Linked DNA regions of Homo sapiens: region 2 is linked to region 1. A link is an interaction called in ENCODE POLR2A ChIA-PET data of the cell type or tissue named here. Cell type or tissue: K562. All regions are shown on one strand. Links, peaks and the distances in the headings refer to the core of each region. The heading gives the core; the rest is flanking DNA. Region 1 has its middle 33 kb from the start of ANXA4. Region 2 overlaps AAK1 (AP2 associated kinase 1).

Region 1 (5,389 bases), core at 299-5,298:
AGAAATATTGCATTAAATAGACACATCACAATTGTTTGTTTATCCATTCATCAGTAGATGGACATTTGGGTTGTTTCTCGGCTCATTGCAACCTCTGCCTCCTGGGTTCAAGCGGTTCTCCCGCCTCAGCCTCCCAAGTAGCTGGAATTACAGGTGTGTGTCACTATGCCCAGCTCATTTTTGTATTTTTAATAGAGACAGAGTTTCACCATGTTGACCAGGCTTGTCTCAAACTCCTGATCTCAAGTGACCCACCCATCCCAGCCTCCCAAAGTGCTGGGATTACAGGTGTGAGCAACCACGCCTGGCCAGTTTGGGCTATTATTAATTAAGTGCTCTGAATATTCATATACAGGTTTTTGTGTGGATGTATTTTCACTTCTCTGAGGAGTAGAATTGTATTTTATTTCTAGGAGGAGAGTTGCCGGGTTGTATAGTAAGTGTAGTTTAACTTTACAAAACACTGGATAAACTGTTTTCCAAAGGGGCTGTATCATTTTCATTTCCACCAGCAATGTATGAGAATTCCAGTTGCTCCATATCATTGCTAACACTTTGTATTGCCAGTTAAAAAATGTTAGCCTGTAGTGTTTGTAGTATTACCTCATTGTCCTTTTACTTTGTATTTCTCAGGTGACTAATGTGGAGTATATTTTCATGGGGTTATTTGCCTTAAGTAGATCTTCTTTGGTAAATTATCTGTTCACTTTTTTTTACCCATTGAAAAATTGACTCATTTGTCTTTTTATAATTGATTTGTAAGAGTTATTTATATATTCTGGATGCAAGACCTGTATCAGATATATATTTTGCCTATGGAAATAATCTGAAATACAGACAGAGTCATGCATAAGGATTTCCATATCAATGTTACTTACAATTGTGATGAAATTGGAAACAAGTTACAATCTAATAAAAGGAAAACTTCATTTCTTTATGATTCAAGGTGATATTTTACAGCCATTTAATGATATAAAAAATTTACAGACATGGAAATCTACTTTTAATATAATTTTAAGCAGAAAGTAAAATTACATATAATATCAGCAATGCATTTAAAAAGCCTGGAAGTGGGCCGGGCATGGTGGCTCACACCTGTAATCCCAGTACTTTGGGAGGCCGAAGTGGGCAGATCACAAGGTCAGGAGTTCAAGACCAGCCTGGCCAATATGGTGAAACCCTGTCTCTACTAAAAATACAAAATTAGCCGGGCGTGGTGGCACATGCCTGTAATCCCAGCTACTCGGGAGGCTGAGGCAGGAGAATCGCTTGAACCTGGAAGGTGGAGGTTGCAGTGAGCTGAGTTCACGCCATTGCACTCCAGCCTGGGCAACAAGAGCAAAACTCTGTCTCAAAAAAAAAAAAAAAAAAAAAAAGCCTGGAAGTGCATGCTGCCATAATAAGTGATACCATCTATGTGGTAAGATTATGGCTGGTGTTTAAGTTACCTATTGTTTGTCAAAATTTATACAGCAAGCATGCTTTAGTTAAAAAGGGGGAAAGTGTCATAAATAATTAAATGGTTGAAGCAGTGCTTGGTGCTTCCCTTACAAGCACACCTGGCTTGCATAATGATTCGTGATACTATTAATAACAAAGTGAGTTGGTTAATTGCATAACAGACCACCCCAAAGCTTTGAACTATAATTCCAGCTCTGCCCTTGAACTCCAGGCAGTGTTTCTGAAATGGGTTTCAGAGTTAAGAGTTACCTAGCGAGGTTGCCATGTAGATTTCTGGGATGTGGCTTCCCGTGTATGTACTCTAAAATGTGCAAAAGTTCTTGATGTTACGTTCAGTGACTTGGGAAGATCATCTTGGGAAGTCAGGCATGCCTTGAATACTTAGAAGAGAGCGTGTCTGTGCTTCTGCTGATGGAAAACAATGACCAAAGAGAACACAGACTCAGAGGGCTGGAGGCAAAGCAATGCAGGCAGTTAATGAGAAAAGCCTTTGTTTGAGGAAAATATTGGCACTAAGAAGAAAGGTGGGAATGGAAAGAGGAAATGGAGGGAAGAATAGAGAGGCTAAGCAAACAGGTCAGACTTTGACGAAGTAAACTTTATAGATGTATTTTGCACATAAAGTCTTATCCTGTAAATAATTTGTATCCTTTACTCACTTTAATTTCTTAACTCTAAGTAATTTCTGTTGCCCTCTGAAGACTGTCAGGAGGGTACAATTACTACTGGGTTTATTGAGAGGAAAAAATTTAAGGAACTTAAGATGCTCCTATAGGGATTACTCTCATACAAAGGCAATTTCTTAAAGCAACATGTTTTGCGAGGGTCAGTGATTTGGTTCATATCAGAGGCATCTTTGAACCTGGTCAGTTACTTTACCTAAGGCAGACACACTATATATGTTTGCTGATGAGTGACCTAAGAGACAAAGAAATAATATTCAAATTATTATTCAGAAGATATAGTAGAGGTTTTTTTTTTTAAGTTTGGTAGCTGGGATTATAGGCACGTGTGACCCTTCTTGGCTGATTTTTGTATTTTTAGTAGAGACAGGGTTTCACCATGTTGACCAGGCTGGTTTCGAACTCCTGGCCTCAAATGATCTGCCTGCCTAGGTGGATGGGATGCAGATGCAGTCGAGGCAAAGAAGCTGACCTCGAGTACACAGGCACCCTCGATTGTTGGAGGACCATCTTCAGAGAGGAAAGGGGCAAAGCTTTCTTCAAGGGCATGTGGTCCTCAGAAACAGGGACCTGCTGGTCCTGCAGGATGAGCTGAAGAAAATCACCTAAATGCATCTGTCTCCCCGATAAAAAAAACCAAGAGACCCATGAAGAATACTTCTCTCTCTCTCTCTCTCTCTTTCTTTCTTCTCCCAGGCTCAAGTGATCCTCCCACCTCAGCCTCCCGAGTAGCCGGGATCACAGGCGGATGCCACCAGCCTGGCTAATTTTTGTATTTTTTGTAGAGACAGGGTTTCGCCATGGACAGCCTTAAAATACTTAACTGTTACGGACCACTGACCGAACAATTCTAATGGTCTTTATCCTGGCTAGTCGTGTCCGTAGAGAGTTGCGGAAGGCTCTAGAAAAGGAGCTCATTGCGATCACGTTTGACCATTGGCACTCGATGCCACGTATTGATCACTGAGAGGAAGGGGGGAATCATGATATCATTGTGGGCCCAAGTGGGACTCAGCTCCACTACTCAGACCTAGAGTCCAGATACTTGCAGGACCTGAGCTGTGTTTAAGTATTTATTTAAAGCAAAATAATCATGTCTCCCGTTTGTGCTTAAGCACTAGCACCTCTTTTCTGCAGTGGAATATTTGCGATTATGTTCTATGTTGGGCACTCTGCTGCAAAATACTGAAAACAGGAAATGGCAGGAGAAAACCATGTTGCTGAGTGGAACAAACCAGTCCATAAGAATAAATATTGTGTAACTTCGTTTACATAAAATTTAAATACAGTGATAGAGAGTAGGAGGATGGTTACCAGAGGCTGGGAAGGGTAGTGGAGGTGGCTGTGGGTAGTGGGGATGGTTAATGGGTACAAAAAAATAGAACGAATAAGACCTAGTATTTGATAGCATGACAGAGTGATTATAGTCAATAATAATTTAATTGTACATTTTAAAATAACTAAAAGAGTATAATTGGGTTGTTTGTAACACAAAGGATAAATGTTTGAGGGGATGGATACCCCATTTTATATGATGCGATTGTTATGCGTAGCATGCCTGTATCAAAACATCTCATGTACCCCATAAATAAATACACCTACTATGTACCTACAAAAACTAAAATTAAATTTTTTAAAATTTAAATACATGCGAAGAACAACTGTCGTGTTTGGGGTTCCACGGTTATGAGATAAAACTATAAAGAAAAGCAAGGAAATAATTATCATTGAAATTAAGGTAATAATTACTTTGGAAAGAAAATAAACAGTAATTGGGAGGAATCACCAGTGGGATTCCTGGAATATTGGCAATTTTGTATTTCTTGACCTGGGTGTTGTTTTGTGATATCTCATCAAGCTGTTTTGTACACATTACTGCTTGCACATTAGACTGACCCAGGAAGAAGTAGAAAGATTGGATAAACCAATAACTATAGAAGAAACTGAAATGCTAGCCGAGACCTACTTTCCAAAAGGGAACAGATCCTATGACTCTATGGCTAGGGTCTATCAGACATTTAAGGAAGAAATATTTCCTATCTTATACAAATATTACTGTGCTAGCATAACCCTATACCAGAGCTAAATGAGGAGAGCAAAAGAAATATAAAATATAGGCTAAGCTCACATATAGAAAGATACCAGTATTCTACATACAATACTAGCAAATCGAATCTAGCAATTTATTAAATGAATAATAATCACAACCAAGTCAAGTGTATTTCAGGAATGAAAGGGTTTTCCAACACCAGAATATCTACAATGTAATCCACTAGAGATGTGAAATAAAGGAGGAAGATGATACGAACATTAACTTGGTAGATGACATAAAAGCATTTCTATGTGGTCTATCCATACAATGAGAAATTATTCGGCCATAACAAGTAATGATTTACTGATACATGATATAGCATAGAGGAACCTTGAAAACACACTAAGTGAAAGAAGCTAGACACAAAAGGTCACGTATAGTATGATTCCATTTCTATGAAATGTCCAGAATAGGCAGATGTATGGAGACACAATTGTTCTATACCAGCAATAACAAAAAAACTCCTCAACCCAGTGAGGTTCCAGAAATGCAGGCATGGCCCATTATTAGGAATTGTACCGACTGGGCGCGGTGGCTCATGCCTGTAATCCCAGCACTTTGGGAGGCTGAGGCAGGTGGATCACCTGAAGTCAGGAGTTCGAGACCAGCCTGGCCAAACTGGCGAAACCCCCGTCTCTACTAAAAATACAAAAATTAGCCAGGCATGGTGGTGGGCACCTGTGATGCCAGCTACTCGGGAGGCTGAGGCAGGAGAATCGCTTGAACCCGGGAGGCAGAGGTTGCAGTGAGCTGAGATCGAACCACTGTACCCCAGCCTGGGTGACAGAGTGAGATTCCTCAAAAAAAAAAAAAAAAAAAAAAAAAAAAAGGAATTGTACCAATGTGCTACTATATTAACAGATCAAAGGAAAAAGTATAATCATCACACTAGATACTGAAATGCCATTTAGCAAAATTGAACATTCATTCCTGATTTAACAAACAAACCAAAATCAAAACAAAAACCAGAGTCTTAGTATCTTAGAAATAGCTAGATTATTTTTGCCATTATAAAAATTCAGCATCATACTTTAATTTCCATTAAAGAAAGAAGATATTATGCTTTTTCTTTTTTTGTTCTCACACTACACAGATATATATATTTTTTAATAAAAAATTTTAATTAAAAAAATTAACATGTACCTTAAAGCAC
Region 2 (5,389 bases), core at 80-5,079, 110 kb after region 1:
GTTCTCTCTTAAAATTTTTTATTTTTTACCCTCTTATCTTTCTACACAGAGCCCTTCATAGCTGAGGATGGATAGTATCTGAGTGGTGAGAACCTACATGTGAGGAGAGCTGCTCTGAAGTGACTCACATGTGGATTTGCGACCTTCTGCAGTGATGGCTGGTTAGGCAGGAGGGGGAAGATCATGGAAAGGGAGGCGATAGTGTGACTCCATTTTATCAGTGGTATGCTTTGTGAGAGCCCACAAGCTAACAGAGGAATTGCCTTTTATTCTCAGAATAGGGTTCTCTCTCTCTCTCTCCTCTGTTTCTTGCGTGCTGGCTCGTGATCTACCTACTTGTAAAGATGCTTTCACAAGCTTGAAAGACTCCACAGTGTCATGGACTGTGAGGAAACTCTATTCTACCCACTTTTGCCTTACTTGGAAATTTTTACAATAATCATGATTACTTTTATAATCAGAAAAGTTATAAACAGTCCCACTGGAAAAATAAACATTTAAAAATCAGGAAAAGATGTTCAAATGTTGAAAATGCCTCTTTATTGAATTTCTAAGTCTTTATCTTTTTTGACTTCCATAACTGATAAATTATTTTAATGAATTTCTTGATATTTGTCCATCCCTCCATCCATTCATCCTTACTTTTTTGAACCAACTTGATTTTGCCATGGTGTCTTATTCTTTTAATGTACTGCCTGATTCAATTTACTAGTAATTTGTAAATGGGATAATACATAGTTTTCTTTTCACCTGTACTGAATGCCAGAGTTTTGGTATTAGGGCTGTACTTAACTTGCTCCATAAAATAAATGAGGAAGCGTTTCATATTTTTCTGTTGCTTTTTAAAAATTTGAAATAATAAATACCATCTTTTTTTAGTGAGCTTAGTTTATGTGAGGCACAATGATTGGAACCCAGATCTGCACAGCTCTGAAGTCTTTGCTCATCCTGTTTGTCACTGCAGTATCAAAGGAGGAAGGCCAGCCTTGGAACCCTGAGTCTCTGTGGTCAGGAGCGCCTCAGGGGGCTGGACTTTTCACTCATCTTGTCCTTTTCTTTTCTTAATTAAAAATTTCATTTTGAAATAATTTCAGTTACATAAACAGTAGAAAAATGATACACAAGATTCACATATACTCTTCACCCAGATTCACCGATGGTTAATATTTTGCTACATTTGTTTTATCATATTTTTCTGAGTTATTTGAAAGTCAGCCACATAATATATAATATCCCTTTATAATTATATACAGTATATAATATAAACATTTTAGTGTATATTTCCTTAAAAAAACAAACTAAACTAATAAAAAACAAAGTATAGATGTCACAATCAGGATATTAACTTTGATATAAACTGTTATCTAATCTGTTTATTCAGATTTTACTAATTGTCCCAGTCGTGCCCGTTGTAGCAAAAGAAAAACATTTTCCTTCGGTTCAGGATTTAATCTGGGATCAAACATTGTGTTTAGTTGTCATGTCTTTTAAATCTCTTTTAATCTGGAACAGCTCCTTAATCTTACATTGTCTTTCATGACCTTGACATTTTTAGTTTACAGGCCAGTTCTACTTTATAGGATGTTCCTTAATTTGAGTGATTTTGATGTTCCCTGTGCTTAGATTTAAGGTATGTGTTTTTGACTGGGATACTGCAATGGTGTGTCTTTCTAGGTGCATCATAACAAGAGGTCCTGATGCCTACTTGTCCCATCACTGATAACCAACCTAAATCATCTAGTTAACTGGTATCTGCCAGGCTTCTCCACTGTTAAGTTACTATTTTTCACTTTGTAATTAGTAAGTATTTTGTAGGGTGATACTTTGTATATAAATCCTCTTCCTTATCAAACTTTCATTTACTAATGCTAGTGTCCATCCTTCTGAAGCAACAAAGTGAGACATGCAAAGTGAATAGACTCTACCCCTTGGAGCTAAAATGAAGCCAAGAGAAAGTGAACCATTCAGTCCGTTTAGGCAGATAAGCCAATTTTTTTTTTTTTTAACTCACTACCTATGGTCTTTGGGTTTTGTCTTTGCAAAGGTTAATTGAAATCTAGTCATACTCTTGAGAATAGTGATTGGCTGTAGCTTGTAACCTTTGGGTTCCTATTTTGGTCACCCAGGGCTCAAGATGGGTCCACCCAGTTTATTCTGGTCATAAGTGCCCCTTGGGGCTTTGGCCGATGGCTCTGTTCTATCTTTGGCTCTTTGATCCTTTGTCTTTGCCTCTAAGATGCTGTCAATTGGAGTCCCAATAAACTGCCTCTGTGCTGAATCACCTATAAACAAGCATCGCTTCTGGCTACAGACTTATCTTATCAGACAACTCTCTACTGAGCCCAGTTACACAGCCTATGCTATCTATGCTAAGGCTGCAGTTGTATGAGTCACACAAGTAGTTTTTAGTATGTCAGAGAGTCCAGAACTGTGTGTCATATGAAGAAATATTAAAAACACCCAGTGGTATACTTGGGCACACTTTAGCTATTGCAGGTTCTGTTCCAGACCACTGCAATAAAGCAAATATCACAGTAAAGGGAGTCACACAACTTTTTTGGTTTCCCAGTGCATATAAAAGTTATGTTTACACTATACTATAGTCTACTAAGTGTTTTAAGCCTACTAAGTGTTAAGTCTAAAAAATGTACATACCTGAATTTAAACATATTTTATTGCTAAATAGGCTAACAATCATCTGAGCCTTCAGTGAGTCATAATCTTTTTGCTGGTGGAGGGTCTTGCCTTGATGTTGATAACTGCTGACTGACCAGGGGGGTGGTTGCTGAAAGTTGGGGTGACTGTGACAGTTTCTTAAAATAAGACAACAATGAAGTTTTCCACATCCATTAACTCTTCCTTTCATGAAGAAGAGGAAGAGTTGTCTGGAGTATTTGATCCTGTTTGATAGCATTTTACCCACAGTAGCTTCTTTAAAATTGGAGTCATCCCTCCCAAACTCTGCTGCTGCTTTATCAGCTAAGTTGATGTAATTCTAAATCCTTTGTTGTCATTTCAACAATGTTCACAGCATCTTCACCGGGAGGAGATTCATCTCAAGAAACCACTTTTTTTGCCCATCCGTAAGAAGCCACTTCCATCCGTTCAAGTTTGATCATGAGATTGCGACAATTCAGTCACATCTTCAGGCTCCACTTCTAATTCTAGTTGTCTTGCTATTTTCACCACATCTGTAGTTGTTGTTACTTTCTCTGCTGAAGGCTTGAATCCCCAAAGTCATCCATGAGAGTTGGAATCAGCTTCTTCCAAACTCCTATTAATGTTGGTATTTTGACTTCTTCTCATGAATCACGATTTTTTTTTCCTTTTTCCTTTTTTCCTCTTTATTCACAAACTGATTGTTAGTGCAAAAAAAAAAAAAAAACTGAGACAGATTAAGAATGCAACTTGGATCTTCAGTCTTCTCTTTTCAACTCAATCCTGGAATATTCATAATATTCTAGCCATCGGGTTCTCTCCTTTCTTTTTTGTCTTCAAAGTCCTTTCCAAAAGGAAACATACTGCTTGGCATTCTATATTATTCCTAATTTCCAGGTGGAAAAATGAGACAGTGACATCTAAAAACATTGGAGAGGCTGGACACAGTGGCTCATGCCTGTAATTCTAGCACTTTGGGAGGCCAAGGAAGGAGGATCCCTTGAGCCCAGGAGTTCAAGACCAGCCTGGACAACATAGTGAGACTCTGTCTCTACAAAAAAAAAAAAAAAAAATTAGCTGGATATGGTGGCATACACTTGTAGTTCCAACTATTCAGGAGGCTGAGGTGAGAGGACTGATTGCACCCGGGAGGTCAAGGCTGCAGTGAGCCGTGATCATACCACTGCACTCCAGCCTCAGTGACAGAGTGAGACCCCGTTTCAAAACAACAACAACAAACACACACACACATTGCAGACTGTATTTTTAAAAACAAGGCAATAATTCAGGCTTTTCTTGCTTTAATTCTCTCTATATTATCACAGTAAAATGTTTAACAAAGTCCAAGAGATTACTGATACACAATAACAACCTAAGACTTTACATTAATGGAGCTATCAATAATAACCTAATCAGTGAAATAACTAGAAAAGCATCAAATGTAAAGAGTGATTTGCTATTCTATTTATATAGTATTGAAACTGTCATAACATTTACAGACCCAGAAAGTCTGAGGTAATATCGAATAATACTTGATAACTGAAATACTGCAACATCGTGAAGGATCTTCTAAATGACCAAAAACAGTTGAAATTTTGTTTGGTATAATTTCAGTGAAGTTTTTTTTTTTTTTTTTTTACACAGAACTATATATATTTTTAAATTAGTAATCCACATAAGTTATACACAAAATTAAGTGACTAGATTGTTCAGTAAAACTCTACATTGCTTTCTTATTATGGACTAATGAGCTTATAATTCACTGTCACTTTTAAGAAATTCTAGTCTATAGACATGTTCGAATTGTTTGGTCTTATTAGTTTCAGTAGCAAAAACCACCACTTCTTTTATATTTAATTCTTTTGAATATCATCTTTAAAGAGCCTGACTTGAATTTTGTCAAAATAAATCACACCTTAACCCTCCAGTCTCTAGTCTGTGTGTTCTTCATGAGCTTCAGTTCAGTGTAAGCTAGCACACGGACCTCCCCATGAATTTTCTACAACTTTAACACTTTCCACAAAGTGTCATGTCCTTCTCTAGGCTTTTGGTAGAATGTGAAGTTAATAATGGCATGTGATGTTCCTTAGCATAATCTATCAAAAAGTAATGATCTCCTTGTAAAAAAAGCCATGGGCTGCAATCACACATCTGAGTTGACAGACATCCACATCAACTCTTCATAAAAAGAAAAGGGGTGGGACATTAGCGGCTCATACCTATAATCCCAGCACTTTGGGAGGCTGAGGCAAGTGGATCGCTTGAGCTCAGGAGTTTGAGACCAGCCTGGGCAACATAGCAGGACCCTGGTCTTTACAAAAAATAAAAAAATTATCTGGGTGTGGTGTTGTGCACCTGTAGTCCCAGCTGCTCAGGAGGCTGAGGTGGGAGGATCACTTGAACCCAGGAGGCAAACATTGCAGTGAGCTGAAATCACACCACTGCACTCCAGCCTGGGCACTAGAGTGAGAACCTGTCTTCAAAAAAAAGAAAAAAAAAAAGAAAAAGAAAACGTTTGTGTCTTCTGGAGTATAAATATCCACTTTTAAGAAATTCAAACAGATCCCAACATAAACGTCTTCAAACTTAATGGGTTTTACATGACTCATCATTTATAGATCCTTGGCACCAACCTCTGGACATTTTATAACCCAACACACTGCAGTATGGAGGGAACACCATGAAAGGATACTTCTGGTATAAAATATGGGGTTTTTGGTGAAATCCTCTG

What was found. Peaks named below come from ENCODE experiments on the same cell type or tissue, not always from the same donor. Only the 100,000 strongest peaks of a DNase experiment are listed, where the experiment ranks them.
Region 2: POLR2A ChIA-PET joins it to region 1 with 5 read pairs; 4 of 35 experiments call an interaction of 5 or more read pairs at or near these places.

What each region holds. Positions count from the first base shown.
Region 1 is chr2:69,705,969-69,711,357 of GRCh38, reverse strand. It overlaps a transcript of ANXA4 not described here. Among named protein-coding and RNA genes, the nearest start is that of ANXA4, 33 kb to the left of the region's middle. In K562, for the core only: no CTCF peak of the experiment used is centred there; no DNase peak of the experiment used is centred there.
Region 2 is chr2:69,598,287-69,603,675 of GRCh38, reverse strand. All of the region lies in intron 2 of AAK1 (AP2 associated kinase 1), which reads left to right. It also overlaps the pseudogene B3GALNT1P1. Among named protein-coding and RNA genes, the nearest start is that of AAK1, 43 kb to the left of the region's middle. In K562, for the core only: no CTCF peak of the experiment used is centred there; DNase peaks (open chromatin) are centred at 135 and 2,345.